Linked DNA regions of Homo sapiens: region 2 is linked to region 1. A link is a loop called in an ENCODE intact Hi-C map of the cell type or tissue named here. Cell type or tissue: PC-3. All regions are shown on one strand. Links, peaks and the distances in the headings refer to the core of each region. The heading gives the core; the rest is flanking DNA.

Region 1 (8,575 bases), core at 1,479-6,478:
TGGATACATACAGCAACCCTTCCCTTCCCTAGGCTCATGGCAATATATAACTAAAGGCAAGAAAATAAGGAGGCAGGATGTTCATTTTTAAGTCCTGTGCAATTTGGGGTCTACCCCAGTACTAGTTCTTTCTCCAAACATCTCTAATGGCATATCACCATCACTCATAATGCATGATTTCTCTATTTTTGCCTCAATTAAAAATACCTGATTTTTCAAAAATACCTCTATCTGCACTCCTGCTCAGAGATATTGATAAATTTGGTCTTGCATTAACAATTTTATAACTTCCCCAAGTGATTATCATATGCAACCAAGTTAGGAAAACAGTACTGTAAAACTGGTTTTAAGGTGATTAATGAGGAATTAACTCTATGACCACTCAAGACTCAGCTCCCACACACTTACAGAAACACATACACACTCACTTCTCCTTAATATTACTTGGTAGCATTTTTCAAACTCTTGATTCTTGTCTCTCAGACCACTCTGATCCTGACTTTGGTCTCTAAATGTAGTATTCATTTAAAATCCCTTCCTGGGATTAGATCTCAGTTCTCATTAGTGGATTCTGTTATAGCTTACTTCTCTGGCAACTAGTTTCTCCTGTTGACCCAGATAGAAATATCAGGTGAAGGCTACATTATAATTTAGTCATCTCCATTGGTCAGCTTCAGAACCCATTGTGGAGATGATGTAAGAAGGATGTTTAAGGCACTCAATGTCTCAATAAATATGACCTTTTTTTTACAAAATATATCTAACATATTAATGAGGAAGACAACAGACATCCAACTCCCTAGAAGTATTTTCTTATTTTAATGTTATGCAAATTCTGTCATAAAAATGGATTGAGGGATTGACTCAACCATATACAAAAGATCTCTAGCAGGAAATACAAAGAATTTTACCTCATGCCTTTATGCCACCATGTTATCATTAAAATTTAGTGCAAATAAATGTTTGGTTACTTTATTACAAACTATACCTAATGTATAAAAGGATTTTTGAAATCTAGTTTAATGTTTTTGGCAAATTATTGTAAAGCAAATAATTCCAAAAGCATAATATTGTATTTGGGAACAGTTCACTGATCAAAAATCATACAATGATTCCACATAACATCTCTGACTGAGTGTTTATGACAATTGCACTCAAAATAAATAGCTTCATATCAAAACTTGAACCACAGCTGGGAGCCAAATTAGTCTGAAAGACAGCTTGCAAGAATCTTTAAGGTATGTATTTTTCCCAATTTCCAACTAAAACTGCCTTTATCATTTAATCCACATAATAGTTTCCACCATTATAAATTTATCAACCAGATTATTATTCATATGCATAGCATGCATAATTATAATTAATTTGCTGAAGGCTCATTTTGCTGCTTCTATTAATTACAATCTTATGGCTTTAAATATATCAGTGAGAAAGGGGGAGAACCTAATCTACTGATATATAGTAAACTAGCCCAATAAAGTGCATCACTCAAATGACACTCCCTGATAATATCAGGGAGATAACTTACGGTTTGAACATCAGCACTGAATTTTAAATTGTAACTAGTGAATCTAATGCTGCATAATTTTGCCCTCCTCTCTCTTTCTTCCAAATCTATTTTCAGCAATAAATCACTAGATCACAAAAAGGAATACAGGGCTAAAATATGGCAATAAAAGCTGCAATCAGCAGTGTAAATTATGATTCCTAGGGAACTTAATTAGGTTTTTTAATTAAAACAAAATGAATTTTTATTTCCAATTAAACAATCCTGTCTCTTCTCTTCCCCCAAAACCCTGCCTTACAAAACAACAACAACAAAACATATCCCACGTTATTAAAATCCCATTCTGCTCATATGAAATGCAAAGATGTACAAGAAGAAAACTGAATAACTCATACATTTTTGCTATCGCTTCTGCATGCTCTCTTTGAAACGTAAAACTCTCAACTAAAATAATCATGGTGGGAAAAACCCAATATATCCTAAAGAAACTGCAGGGGAGATCTTTGATAATTTATTAAAGACACTTTTAAGAGGGGGTAGTCTTTGAGGATAAAAACCAATTTTCAAAAAATTTCTACCATTTTTCAAGGGAAAACAAAGTGAGGGCTGTTTGGGGATATTAAACAACACAGTGGTTTTGAACAACAATAGACTCTTTTGTTTCTCCGCAGGAACCTCAGGAGAGAACATTGCATTATAGCCCTGAGCCATGCCTAAGTAGTATTTTTACTGGTTGTTTGAATTGAAGAGTCACCTATAAAAAATGTTCCCAGCATTGAAAATCAAATATAAATGGTGCACGCTCCAAGTTCCTTGGAAAGGTCTAGGAATCCTCAGATAAGCATTTTTTTGGTATGTATATTGTCATAACTGGTTCAGAATCTTGAACATTCTTCTTTGCAATACTACGAACAAATATTCTTTATAGTGGAGATACTATCAATCCCTGTGTTTTCCCATTGCCTCAGAGTAAATAATAATATTCCCTTTCACTATCAGAAGTGGCCTGGTTTAGAGAATAAATTGTATGGTGACCCTATTTACAGGGATGTCTAATTTTTAAAACAAACAAAAATAAACAAAACCACTTTTATCATTCGTCTCTATGAGGCCAACATTTTCTTATTGCACAAAGTGGATTTTCACTTTTGGATCAGAAATTTCACTTTTGTTATGACACAAAACACATCAATATTTCATTACTGATCAAAGTAGATTTTCACTTTGGGGCCAGGATATTCTGACAAATTTTCAAGTAATTATAAACCACTCCAGTGATATCCTACGTACATTAGGGAAAGCTGACCTTAAAGTAATAGGTAAAATAAAAAGCGAAAATTTGACCAGCATTTTTTGAAGAGACATGTTTATATACATTTTACATTTCATAAAATAGATCCAACAATAGGTATAAAATATTTCCAAAAAATTAATACAGTACAAATAAATTGCACATTAGCACATATTTATATCATAAAAACTGGCCAATTTTGCACATTTCTAGGTTCCTAAAAGTTGTTGCATGGTGAATTTCAACTCACTACTCCAATAAGTTCCAAGTAGAACTTTTCTGCATGATAGAGTAACAACAGGAACTGAGAGTTAATACAATCGCTACAGGATATCTACCATAAAGATCATATATATGTAAATCCTTGGGAAAACATTACTATGAGTTCTGGAGAAAGACTTAGCTCTTGTCTACAATTTAATGTTTAAAAATTCAATATAGTATATATCAGGTGAATTAAAATAAAAATTGAAGCTGGCATATAGAAAAATAATTTTTAAAAATATTATTCTATGTAATATGAAAAAGCTGTGCTCAGCCATGTCCATCAGTATGACACACCAGATACACTGCTGACCCCCCTCCTATTGGATTATGTATGTAAACCATGTATATGTTTACACACATACAAGCACACACAGACATGCACATACTGAAATATAGCAGAAACAAACACATACGTATTTTCTTAAACGAAATTCTGAGTTGGCAAGAATAAAAAGATGACTAAAGCACACACACACACACACACACAGAGACACACACACACACACACACACACACCACTAAGCCAAGACAGGAATCCAGAAAGAAAAACTCTGTCATAAAGTTGGCCCTTTTCTTGAGATTACAGTTAAGCTTATCTTCAATTTTCAGCTTCTTATAGGACTTGGGAGATAAACAACAAGGTCTAGTTTCATTCAAGTGAGGCAGTTTAACAGAAGGACTTTTATTAAATAAGGGATATCTGCAGTCTAACCCCTTATTGTTTAGGTGCAGTAAGTTCCCTTTCTAATAACCATGGGGAAAAAGGTCATAGGGTAGTTTCTCAATTCTGATGGCTAATTTTATGTTTCAACTTGCCTGAGTCACAGTGTCAAATATTTGTTTAAACATTATTTTCGGTGTGTCTGTAAGGTTGTTCCTAAATGACATTAACATTTGAATCAGTAGACTGAGTAAAATAGGTGTATCAACCAATGTGGATGGTGTAGGGCTCACCCAATCTGTTGGAGGCCTAAACAGAACAAAAGGCTTAGTAAGAAGGAATTTGTTCTCTCTGCCTATTTCCCAGCTAGGACATCACTATTTTTCTGCACTCAGACTGGAATTTCTCATATCTCCTGGTTCTCAGAGCGTAGTACTCAGGTTAGAACTGCATCATTGGCTCTCCTGGGTCACTATATATAGATATGACATATATATATATATAGCAACTGTTCTGTGTTTTAGGAGAACACTGATTAATATACCAATAAATACAGAAATTAAGACTAAGAATAAAAAAAGTAGGTGCAAGTAGTTTAATTGGGAGATAATCTTGGAAGGACAAGTGATGAAAAGAGAAAAATGAAGCAGGGAAGAGAAAAAGCCATAAAAAAAATAAGGGGTCATTAACAAGCAATTGTGAGCAACTGCTGCTCAATTACAGTAGTAACCCAAGAAATTCTTTGGAACATGCTTCATTATTATCTTAATTGAAGAAAAGAATGGTGTGTAATTAATGCATTGACTCCCACCCCCACTGAGGATTGCTCTGGAATATTAACTTTCTCGCATTACTGGGTTTGCCTGCCTGAGGGCCAGCCAGCTCCTATAGTGTTGAAGAAAGGCTTCAGCCAGAGAAGAAGAGGTACTCAGGTACATTAGTTGGGAAACATCCAGCTTCTAGAAACTGTGTTTATGTGTAACTGTAGATGAACTTGGTTGGGACAAGGGGATATGTGGTGAACGATGAATATGAAATTTGTAAAGCACTTCCTACAAAATGAAACGGTTGCTATAAAAATTCTTTCTAGAGAAACTGAAACTCTTCCCAAATATCAAATATCCAAATACGCAGATTAAGTTAAAAGAAATTTGGTTTCCAATGAAAATGTCACAACAGAAGAACTCTAGAGATAGAATAAACAAGTGTCAGGAAAATAAAATATTTTTATAGCCAGAATATAAAAGCAATTGTGTTTGATGTGTTTTAAAAATACTGGAGGATGTCAAGCAGAACAAAATAATAATAGAGGCAATAAATTTCCAGAAAAATTTGAAAATTGACCAAATATTTCCAAGTATGAAAATAATAAAAATCACAATTTGAAGAACCTCACTTAGCTTCTGACCAGAATGGTGTAACAGAAACTAACTTTACCCTCTCACTCAAAGCAACCAAAAAACAAAATATGTATGAAACAGTTGTTAACAACGGATTGGACATGAGACAGTAAAGTACACTGATCCCTGAGTTAAGAGAAACAAACAAGGTATGCCTTGTAATTGCCCTAGATTGCTGCCTTAGGCCTCCAGTCATGGTGCATAGAGCAGTACATCAGGATAATTTTGGCATACTCGGAGGCAAAAATTACAGTTTGAAGAGACAGAGTAAATATCAGAACCAGATGCAGATATGAAAGAAATGTTGGGATTATCAGTCTGGAACTTTAAAATTACTATAATTAATATGCTGGTAACTCTTATGAATAAGGTTTACAGCATGGGAGAACATATGGGCAATACATACAGAGAGATGGAAATTCTAAGAAAGAACCAAAAAGTAATGCTAGAAATCCAAAACACTGTAACAGAAATGAAGAATGAATTTGATGGGTTTATTGGGATACTTGTTATGGCTAAGAAAAAAAAATCTTTCTTTGAGATAAAAAATATTTCAATAGAACCTTCCAAATCCAGAAGGTAAGAGAAAAAAGACTGGAAAAAAAACCCAGAACAGATTATTCAAGATGTGTGAACATCTATAAAGGTTTAACTTAATGCCAATGGGAATACCAGAAGAAAAAGAAAAGCAAAAGGAACAGAATAAATATTTGAAAGAATAATGACTAAAAATGTCCCTAAATTAATGTCAGATATCAAACCACAGATCCAGAAAACTGAGAAAACTCCAAGCAGGGTAAATGTCAAGAAGCAAACCAAGACAAAACTATTCCTAGGCACATTATTTTCAAACTCTAGAAAATTATAGATAAAAAATTCTGAAAGAAGCCAGGTAAGAAATACACCTTACCCAGCATTAAAGCAACAGTAAGAACTAGATCTGACTTCTGCTCAGAAGCCATGCAAACAAGAAGATAATGGAGTAAAAATAAATGTATTAAGACGAACAACTACCAACGTGGAATTCTGTACCCTGTGAAATTGTCCCTCAAAAGTGAAACAGAAATAAAGACTTGCAGACAAACAAAGTGAGGGAGTTTATTGCCAGTTGAACTGCCTTGCAAGAAAGTTTAAATGAGTTCTTTAAAGAGAAGGAAATGATATTGATTAGAAACTCAGATCTACAGAAAGAAATGAAGAGCCTCAGAGAAGAGATAAGAGAAGGTAAAATAAAAAATATTAATTTTTTTAATTTTTAATTGATCTAAGACATAAAAGTTTGTTCATAATAATAGCGACAATGTATTTTATTATGTATACTTATCATACACACATATATGCTTATTTATAAGTGAAATGAATAACATCAATAATGCAAAGAGGAAGAAATTAATATTATTTGGTTATTATAAAGATCCTGCAGTACCCATAATGTGAGGTACAGTGTTACTTGAAAGTAGACTTAGAGTAATTTTAATGGTATACTGCAAACTGTAGGGAAAATGCTAAAATTTTTTTAAAAAACTGTATATGCTAATATGCAAAATAACTGATATGCTAAGAAAGCAGAGAAAACTGAATCACATAAAATGTTCAATTAAAATAACAAAAGCCAGAACACAGAAGGAAAGAAAAAAATGGGAATAAAGAACAGAAGAGCAAGCAGAAAACAGAAACAAATATGTAAATATTAATCCAGCTGTATCAATAATTACTTTGAATATCAAGGGTCTAAATGCACCAATCAAAAGTCAGACATTGTCAGAGTGGATCCAGAACAAGATTCAACTGTATGTTGTCGATAAGAAACACACTTTAAATATAAAGAAACATATAGATTAAAAGTAAAGTGATGGAGAAAGATACACTATGCTAACACTAATCTAAAGATATTAAATTAAAATAGACTTCAGAACAAGAAAGTGATTATGGATAAAGGGTTCCATCCTTCAAAAATATTTAAAAATCCTTAATATGTATGCACCTAATAACAGAGCATCGAAATACATGAGATAAAAAGTGGTAGGACTGCAAGCAGAAATACATGAATCTACTATTATAGGTGAGGACTTCAACACTTCTTTATTGGAAATGGACAGATTCAACAAACAGAAACTAAGCAAGGATGCAGTGGAGCTCAAAAATATTAATGAGTCAACTGGATATAAAGGACATCTATATATTACCTTATTTAAGGATAGCAGAATACACATTCTTCTCAAGCTTGAATGGAACATTCTCCAGGAGAAAACACACTCTGGACAATAAAACACAATTTAAATTTAATTGTGTTATCCACAATTAAATTTAATTGGATATCCAGAATATCCAACACAATACTGTAGGAGAAAAACAGAGTGAGAGGACTGACACTAGTGGCCTCAGGATTTATGACAAAGCAACAGTAATCAAAACAGTGTAGTAACGGTGATAAAAGTAGTCAGATAGATCAATGGAACAGAATGGAGATCTCAGAATTAGTCACACAAAAATATAGTTAACTGAACTTTAACAGATACTCTAATTCATTGCTGGTGGGAATACAAAATGGTACAGTCACTTTGGAAGACCATTTTGCAATGGCAATAGAGAAAAAAAAATAGAATGGAGAAAACAGTCTTTTCAACAAATGGTGTTTGGACAACTCAACCTCCATGTACAAAAAGAAAGGAATCTAGACTTTACACAGTTCACAAAAATTAACTTGAAATGGATCACAGGCCTAAATGTAAAATGCAAAACTATAAAACTTCTGGAGGAAAACATAGAAGAAAATCTAGATAACTTTAGGTTTGGTGATTACCTTTTGGATATAACAGCAAAGCCACAAGCCATGAAGGAAAAGATTGAAAAACTGAACTTTGTTAAAATTAAAAAATTTCTGTTTTGTAAAAGATTTGATTGAGAAAATGAAAAGACAAGGTACAGATGGGAGAATATATTCACAAAATACATGTCTGACAAAGAAATATTATCCAAAATACAAAAATAACTCCTAAAAGTCAGTAATAAGAAAAAGAACAACCCAATTAAAAAATATACAAAAGTCATGAACAGACACTTCACCAAACGAGTTATACAGATGGCAAATAAGCATATGCAAATATGTTCTACATCAAATATCATCAGGAAAAACAAATTAAAACACTAAGGTAATACCACTTTATGCCATTAGTCAGGCTAAAGTCCAGAACACTTACAACACTAAATGCTGGCAAGGTTGTGAAGCAACAGGAGCTCTCATTCATTGCTGGTGGGAATGCAAAATAGAACAGCCACTTTGGAAGACAGTTTAGCAGTTTCTTACCTATATATATATACACATACAAACACACATATATACATATATACAAATACATACATATATACATATATATATTATATGATATAGTAATCACATTCCTTAATATTTATGAAAATGAACTAAAAATGAATGTCCATATAAAAAC
Region 2 (8,575 bases), core at 1,129-6,128, 86 kb after region 1:
TATAACCCAAGGGGAAAACTAGAGATACCAAAGCCCTACCAATCCTACTTTCATTTGACTATGTTCACCATTTTCTACAATGCGTACTTCCCAATAAGGGACTATTGGAGGAGAGTCAGTATAATATTGTTCCCAAACTCTTTAAAAATGGGTTATGATAATGCATTCTTTACTTGAATTTCAGAGTTACACTAACTAAGAAATCAAACCTATTTAGTTTCTGGAACAAATTATACCAAACTGCTGTTAATGGGTTACAAACTCATTGCAGGTTCTTAATCGATCTGTGAAAAATAAATTGGCCCAGTCACTAAGGAGATAATTTTATTCAGATGACAGGAATAGAGAGAATGTTTGCTAAAGAAGAATGTGTCAAAGAAATGGGAGAAAACCTGAGATTTTATAGATGCAAGTATACAAGACAGTCATGAGGACAGGGAGACAACTAGTCCCAAATAAAATATATCACGTGGAAAAAAAAATTCAAATCTTCAAATTTAAAATAATAGTAACTATGATCCCCTGTTATTATCAAAACAATTTCCTTTCCTTCTGTTCTCAAGTAATATGGAAAAATAGAGCCAATTTAAAAGTCTTAAAACATAAAAATTAAGACTAAATATTCTCCTCTCTAGACTAAATTCCTTCTTTTCTGGCCTAATTTGAGAGCAAGTGACAATGTTGAACCTTATCTAAGCTGTGTGTTCCCCAAAAGCAGCAAAGATTGTTGTGAAATCTACCACCACTCTGTAAATACTTTTTTTTATTCCAAGTAATAGCTAACCAAAAAATACTTCTTTAATCTTGTACATCCCAAAATAATCCCTTCACCCTTCTGAGTGGAGACTTGCTGTCCACCCTTTCAAGCGACCTCCTTATTTATCTGTCTCTATAAAGCCCCACATCTTCTCCCTCTTCTTTGACATGTTCCCTATGAATGTCATCCCTATTTCAGTGACCTGAATAAAAGTATCTCCTTATTGAGGGCATTTTGTCCTTTACAAAATTAATTAAGAGTCTACACTGAATTTGGATCCCACTAACAGCAGCTGTAGCTTGAGTCATCTCCACAGTCTGCTGTGCCTGATTCAACACTTTGAAAGCTGGATTCATTATGAGGTTATTAATGGGTTCTTTCATGGGTTTCTCTTTCCTCTTTCTAAATTTCCAATTGGTCACTGGCATACATAAAAATATCAGAGAATCAATTTCATAGACACAAAGTACAAGAAACAGAGGCAAGTCTACAAGCAACGAAATAGTCTATACCCTAAGCACCAACTCCCTTAAGAAATTCACAAAAAGTATGTTTTCTGAACATAATATGTGTCTCAATCTGTACCCATATAGTTCCAAAGCAACTCGGAAAATGACTAGAAAATTTCATGGAGTCAAAAAAATTCTGTAAACTGTGTACTTTTTTTCTTTTTAAATAAAATTAACACCTCTGGGTAAAACTGATAAACAAATAAAATACTGATATTTAACATATACAGTTTGATGAATTTGAACATATGCATGTGCCTGTGAAATCATCACCACAATCAAGGTAAGCATATCCATCACCTCCAAAAGTTTCCTTATATCTCTTTGGAGTTTTTAGTGTGTGAGTGTGGTTTTGTGGTTAAAAAAATAATAATAAAATAAAAAATTTAAAAAAAACCTTAATACCCGGTATACCCTATCAACAAGTGTTTTAAGTACACAAACAGTATTGTTAGTCTTAGGTATGTTGTGCATCAGATCTCTAGAACTTATTTATCTTTCACACTGAAACTTTATACCCATTGAACACAACTCCCCACTTCCCCCTTCACCCAGCCCCTGGTAACCAGCATTCTATTTTCTGCTTGCATGAATTTGACTATTTTAGATACTTCATGTAAGTGGAATCATGCAGTATTTGTCCTTTTATGACTGGTTTATTTCACTTAGCATAATATCCTCCGAGTTCATCCATTTCCTTGCATATGCCAGGATTCTCTTATTTTCTAAGGCTGAGTAGTATTTTGTTGTATGTGTATGTCATTTTCCTTTATCGATTTATCATCTGATGGGCATTTGTGTTGTTTTCATGTCTTAGCTATTATGAATAATGTTTCAGTGAACATGGGCATGCAGGTATCTCAAGATTCTGATTCTTTTGGATATAAACTCAGATGTAAGACTTCTGGATAAGATGGTAGTTCTATTTTAAATTTTTCAGGGACCTCCACAATGACTACATCAATTTATATTCTCAGAAACAGTGTAAAAAGTTTCCAGTTTCTTTACTTCCTTGCCAATACTTGTGCTCTTTTGATAATAGCTATCCTGTCAGGTAAGAAGTAATATTTCATTGTGGTTTTGATTTGCATTTCCCTGATCATTAGTGGTGTTGAACAATTTTTCAAATGCCTTCTGGTCATCTGTATGTCTGCTTTGGGAAAAAGTCGCTGTAAGGCCTTTGTCATTTTTTAATCTGATTATTTGGGGGATTTTTTTTGCTACAGAGTTGTAGGAATTCCTTATATATTTTTTATGTTAACCTCTTATTCAATATATGGTGTGTAAATCTATTTTCTCCCATTTCACAGGTTGTCTGTGTATTATTGATTGCTTCCTTTGCTGTGCAAAAGCTTTTTAGTTTGATGTGGTTCCACTAGTCTATTTTTGCTTTTGTTTCTGTGCTTTTGGTGTCATAAACAAGATCAATGCCAAGACCAATATCATGAAACTTTTCCCCCATGTTTTCTTATAGGAGTTTTACAGTTCGAGGTCTCACATTAAAGTCTATAATTCGTTTTTAGTTAATGTTGCGTATGGTGTAAGATAAGGGCCCAATATTATTATTTTGCATGTGCTCTTCAAGATTTTAGGAGCTGAAATGTGTCAACTGCTATCCAAGTCTTCAAAATCTTTCTTAGCAGGTTCAAGCCTCCAATGACTCTTTCTTAGAATCTATTGTCATTGCTATATTTAATGATCAGGAGGAGTTTGTCTTATAAGACTTTTATTTTGATCAACTCTTTTTCAAGGCAATAAAAGTTATAATTACCTTTGTATTTTATTTGATCTTGAGAAGCCACTTCCTCTTTTTATATGGAAAAACTATAACTTTAGTAAAGTTTTATTATTTACCTGTTCATTTATTGGCTATGTGGTCATACTCATCAAATTTAACTTTAAAGATGGATTTAGTATGTTTTGTGCTTCTGTAGCAGAGTAACTGAGACTGGGTAATTGATAAACAATAGATTTTTTTTCTTGCAGTTTTAGAAGCTGAGAAGTCGAAGGTCTTTGAACCTGCATCAGGTGAGGGCATTCTTGCTGTGTCATTCCAAGGCAGAAGGGCAAGAGAGGGTAAGAGCAAGAGCAAGATAGAAAGATTCAAACTCATTCTTTTATCAGGAACCCACTCCTGTGATAACTAGCCCACCTCCATGATAACACCATTAGTCCCCCTTTTAAAGGTACCACCTATCAACAGTGTTGCATTCGGTATTGAATTACTAACACATGAACTTTAGGGGACACAGTGAACCCAAAACAGGAATACAGTACCATATTTCTTTGGACATTTAAAGTTAAAGCTGATTTTAAGTTAAGCAAACTGTGTGTATGAAAAGATAAAAAAGGTTGAGTCACTCCTCAAATAATAAAAAGCAGATGAAATCAATCCAATTCATCTTATTTTCTTTGCCCTTTGACTTACTACATAAATAATGTATACAAAAAGTCCCTTGAGTAATTTGGTACTTGGCTAAAACAAGAGGGAAATGATACTTTCTAATACAAGTATTCCTAGGAAGAGGGTTGACAAGTATAAATACATTTTTTAAAAATGCAGTGTATAGTACTGACTCCAAAGAACAATGAGTCAAATTTCCCCAAGGATTACTCCACATTACGAGTAAATACCAACTAGTTTAGTTCATAAATGAATGTTTACACGACTTAATATGTCTACCTCTAAAATATGTTCTCTAGAAAAGACATCATAATATTTTTCCATTGATTGTGTCACCAAGCCTGGCATTCAAGTTGAGAAATTTGCCAAAGTATACTATAAATTATAACTCAAGGTAAATTGAAGGTTTATTTCTCTTTACAGATTAATACATTTAAGTTAAGAAGCAAATAATGAAGAGTAAAATAAGTATTTATGTGCATATTAATTTCCTCTGATATATTTTGAATTGAACATTAATCAGTTCCAGCCAGAAAAATGTATCTTTAGTACTTACTACTCCCTAGAAATTTGATTACTTAATTTTCAATATTAATATTGATATTTAATTTTCAATATTATTATTAATATCACTGACATATTAATTATGGGAACATACAGAGAAATACGGTGGATTCCTTGTTCCAATATTATGTCTTGTCCTCATGATTACAGGATTGTGAAATAAGTCATTCATCAACATTCTTGTGTCTTTGTGAAAATTATCTAACACGTTCTCAAAAATAAACTGCAATAAAGTGAAAAAAACATCACTAAGAGATGGAACAGAGATACAGACTGTAAACATTAGTTATTCCATAAGCAATTTAATTTTTTTATTATAACTTAAGTTCTGGGGTACATGTGTATAGCGTGGAAGTTTGTTACATAGGTATATACATGACCCATCAACCCGTCATCTACATTAGGTATTTCTCCTAATGCTATCCCTCCCTTAGCCCCCCAACCCCTGAAAGGCCAGGGTGTGTGATGTTCCCCTCCCTGTGTCCATGTGTTCTCATTGTTCAGCTCCCACTTATGGGTTAGAACATGTCGTGTTTGGTTTTCTGTTCTTGTGTTAGTTTGCTGAGAATGACGGTTTCTAGCTTCATCCACGTCCCTGCAAAGGACATGATATCATTCCTTTTTATGGTTGCATAGTATTCCATGGTGTATATGTGCCACATCTTCTTTATCCAGTCTATCATTGATGGGCATTTGGGTTGGTTGCAAGTCTTTGCTATTGTGAACAGTGCCACAATAAGCATACGTGTGCATGTGTCTTTGTAGTAGAATGATTTATAATCATTTGCGTATATACCCAGTAATGAGATTGCTGGGTCTAATGGTATTTCTGGTTCTAGATCCTTGAGAAAGAGCCACACTCTCTTCCACAATGGTTGAACTAATTTACACTCCCACCAACAGTGTACAAGAATTCCTATTTCTCCACATCCTCTCCAGTATCTGTTGTTTCCTGACTTTTTAATGATCAACTTTCTAACTAGTGTGAGATGGTATCTCATTGTGGTTTTGATTTGCATTTCTCTAAAGACCAGTGATGATAAGCTTTTATTCATACGTTTTTTGGCCACATAAGTGTCTTCTTTTGAAAAGTGTCTGTTCATATCATTCACCCACTTTTTGATGGGGTTGTTTTCTCATAAATTTGTTGAAGATCTTTGTAGATTCTGGATATTAGCCTTTGTCAGATAGATAGATTGCAAAACTTTTCTCCCATTCTGTAGGTTGCCTGTTCACTCTGATGATAGTTTATTTTGCTGTGCAGAAGCACTTTAGTTTAATTAGATCCCATTTGTCAATTTTGGCTTTTGTTGCCTTTGCTTTTGGTGTTTTAGTCATGAAGACTTTGACCATGCCTATGTCCTGAATGGTATTACCTAGGTTTCCTTCTAGGGTTTTTATGGTTTTAGGTCTTACACTGAAGTCTTTAATCCATCTTGAGTTAATTTTTTTTTTTTTTTTTTTGAGACGGAGTCTCGCTCTGTCGCCCAGGCCGGACTGCGGACTGGAGTGGCGCAATCTCGGCTCACTGCAAGCTCTGCTTCCCGGGTTCACGCCATTCTCCTGCCTCAGCCTCCCGAGTAGCTGGGACTACAGGCGCCTGCCACTGCGCCCGGCTAATTTTTTGTATTTTTAGTAGAGACGGGGTTTCACCTTGTTAGCCAGGATGGTCTCGATCTCCTGACCTCGTGATCCACCCGCCTCGGCCTCCCAAAGTGCTGGGATTACAGGCGTGAGCCACCGCGCCCGGCGAATTAATTTTTGTATAAGGTGTAAGGAAGGGGTCCAATTTCAGTTTTCTGCATATGGCTAGCTAGTTTTCCCAACACGATTTATTAAATAGGGAATCCTTTCCCCATTGCTTGTTTTTGTCAGGTTTGTCAAAGATCAGATGGTTGTAGATGTGTGGTGTTATTTCTGAGGCCTCTGCTCTGTTCCATTGGTCTATATATCTGTTTTGGTACCAGTATCATGCTGTTTTGGTTACTGTAGTCTTGTAGTATAGTTTGAAACCAGGTAGCGTAATACCTCCAGCTTTGTTCTTTTTGCTTAAGATTGTCTTGCCTATATGGGTTCCTCTTTTTTTCCACATGAAATTTAAAGTAGTTTTTTTTTTTTTAGTTCTGTGAAGAAAGTCAGTGATAACTTGTTGGGGATAGCATTGAATCTCTAAATTACTTTGGGCAGCATGGCCATTTTCACAATATTGATTCCTCCTATACATGAGCATGGAATATTTTTTCATTTGTGTCCTCTTTTATCTCCTTGAGCAGTGGTTTGTAGTTCCCCTTAAAGAGGTCTTTCACATCCCTTGTTAGCTGTATTCTTAGATATTTTATTCTCTTTGTAGCCATTGTGAATTGGAGTTCATTCATGATTTGGCTCTGTGTTTGTCTATTACTGGTATAGGAATGCTTGTGATTTTTGCACCTTCATTTTGTATCCTGAGACTTTGCTGAAGTTGCTTACCAGCTTAAGGAGATTTTGGACTGAGACAATGGGGTTGTCTAAATATACAATCATGTCATCTGCATGAAGACAATTTGACTTCATTTCTTCCTCTTTGAATACCTTTTATTTCTTTCTCTTCCCTGATTGCCCTGGCCAGAACTTCCAATACTATGTTGAATAGGAATGGTGAGAGGGCATCCTTGTGTTGTGGCGGATTTCAAAGGGAAGGCTTCTAGTTTTTGCCCATTCAGTATGATATTGGCTGAGGGTTTGTCATAAATATCTCTTATTGTATTGAGATATGTTCCATCAATACGTAGTTTATTGAGAGTTTTTAGTATGAAGGGCTGTTGAACTGTGTCAAAGGCCTTTTTCTGCATCTATTGAGATAATCAATTGGTTTTTGTCATTGGTTCTGTTTATGTGATGGATTACATTTATTGATTTGTGTATGTTGAACCAGCCTTGCATCTCAGGGATGAAGCCAACTTGATCGTGGTGGTTAAGCTTTTTGATATGCTGCTGGATTCGGTTTGCCAGCATTTTATTGAGGATTTTTGCATCAATGTTCATCAGGGATATTGGACTGATTTTTTTGGTTGTTGTTGTGTCTCTGCCAGATTTTGATATCAGGATGACGCTGGCATCATAAAATGAATTAGAGAGGATTCCCTCTTTCTCTATTGTTTGGAATAGTTTCAGAAGGAATGATACCAGCTCCGTTTCGTACTTCTGGTAGAATTTGGCTGTGAATCTGTCTGCTTCTGGGCTTTTTTTGGTTGGTAGGCTATTAATTACCGCCTCAATTTCAGAACTTATTATTGGTCTATTCAGGGATTCGATTTCTTCCTGGTTTAGACTTGGAAGGGTATATGTGTCCAGGAATTTATCCATTTCTTCTAGATTTTCTAGTTTATTTGCATAGAGGTGTTTATAGCATTCTCTGATGGTAGTTTGTATTTCTGCAGGATCAGTGGTGATATCCCCTTTATCATTTTTTATTGCGTCTATTTGATTCATCTCTCTTCTTTATTAGTCTGGCTAGTGGTCTATTTCGTTGATCTTTTCATAAAACCTGTTCCTGGATTCAGTGAATTTTGAGGAGTTTTTTGTGTCTCTACCTCTTTCAGTTCTGCTCTGATCTTAGGCATTACTTGTCTTCTTCTGGCTTTTGAATTTGTTTGCTCTTGCTTCTTTAGTTATTTTAATTGTGATGTTAGGGTGTCGATTTTTAGATCTTTCCTGATTTCTCTTGTGGGCATTTAGTGCTATAAATTTTGCTCTAAACACTGCTTTAGCTGTGTCCCAGAGATTCTGGTACGTTGTAACTTTGTTCTCATTGGTTTCAAAGAACATCTTTATTCCTGCCTTCATTTCATTATTTACCCAGTAGTCATTCAGGATCAGGTTGTTCAGTTTCCATGTAGTTGTGCGGTTTTGAGTGAGTTTCTTAATTGTGAGTTCTAATTTGATTGCACTGTGGTCTGAGAGAGTGTTTGTTATGATTCCTGTTCTTTTGCATTTGCTATGGAGTGCTTTACTTCCAATTAATTATGTGGTCAATTTTAAAATGAGAGTGATGTGTTGCTGAGAAGACTGTATATTCTGCTGATTTGGGGTGAAGAGTTCTGTAGATATCTATTAGGTCTCCTTGGTCCAGAGCTGAGTTCAAGTTCTGAATATCTTTGTTAATTTTCTGTCTCATTGATCTGTCTAATATTGACAGTGGGGTGTTAAAGTCTCCCGCTGTTATTGTGTGGGAGTCTAACTCTCTTTGTAGGTCTCTGAGAACTTGCTCTGTGATTATGGGTTCTCCTGTATTGGGTGCATATCTATTTAGGATAGTTAGCTCTTCTTGTTGCATTGATCCTTTTACCATTATGTAATGCC

What was found. Hi-C counts contacts between places; a loop is a spot of excess contacts. Peaks named below come from ENCODE experiments on the same cell type or tissue, not always from the same donor. Only the 100,000 strongest peaks of a DNase experiment are listed, where the experiment ranks them.
Region 2: it touches region 1 in a loop (15-fold over the local background); 1 of 110 quality-filtered maps calls a loop at or near these places.

The regions. Positions count from the first base shown.
Region 1 is chr9:24,875,206-24,883,780 of GRCh38, reverse strand. No RefSeq gene overlaps it. Among named protein-coding and RNA genes, the nearest start is that of IZUMO3, 330 kb to the right of the region's middle. In PC-3, for the core only: no CTCF peak of the experiment used is centred there; no DNase peak of the experiment used is centred there; H3K27ac peaks cover 2,126 bases.
Region 2 is chr9:24,789,194-24,797,768 of GRCh38, reverse strand. No RefSeq gene overlaps it. Among named protein-coding and RNA genes, the nearest start is that of IZUMO3, 250 kb to the right of the region's middle. In PC-3, for the core only: no CTCF peak of the experiment used is centred there; no DNase peak of the experiment used is centred there; H3K27ac peaks cover 1,102 bases.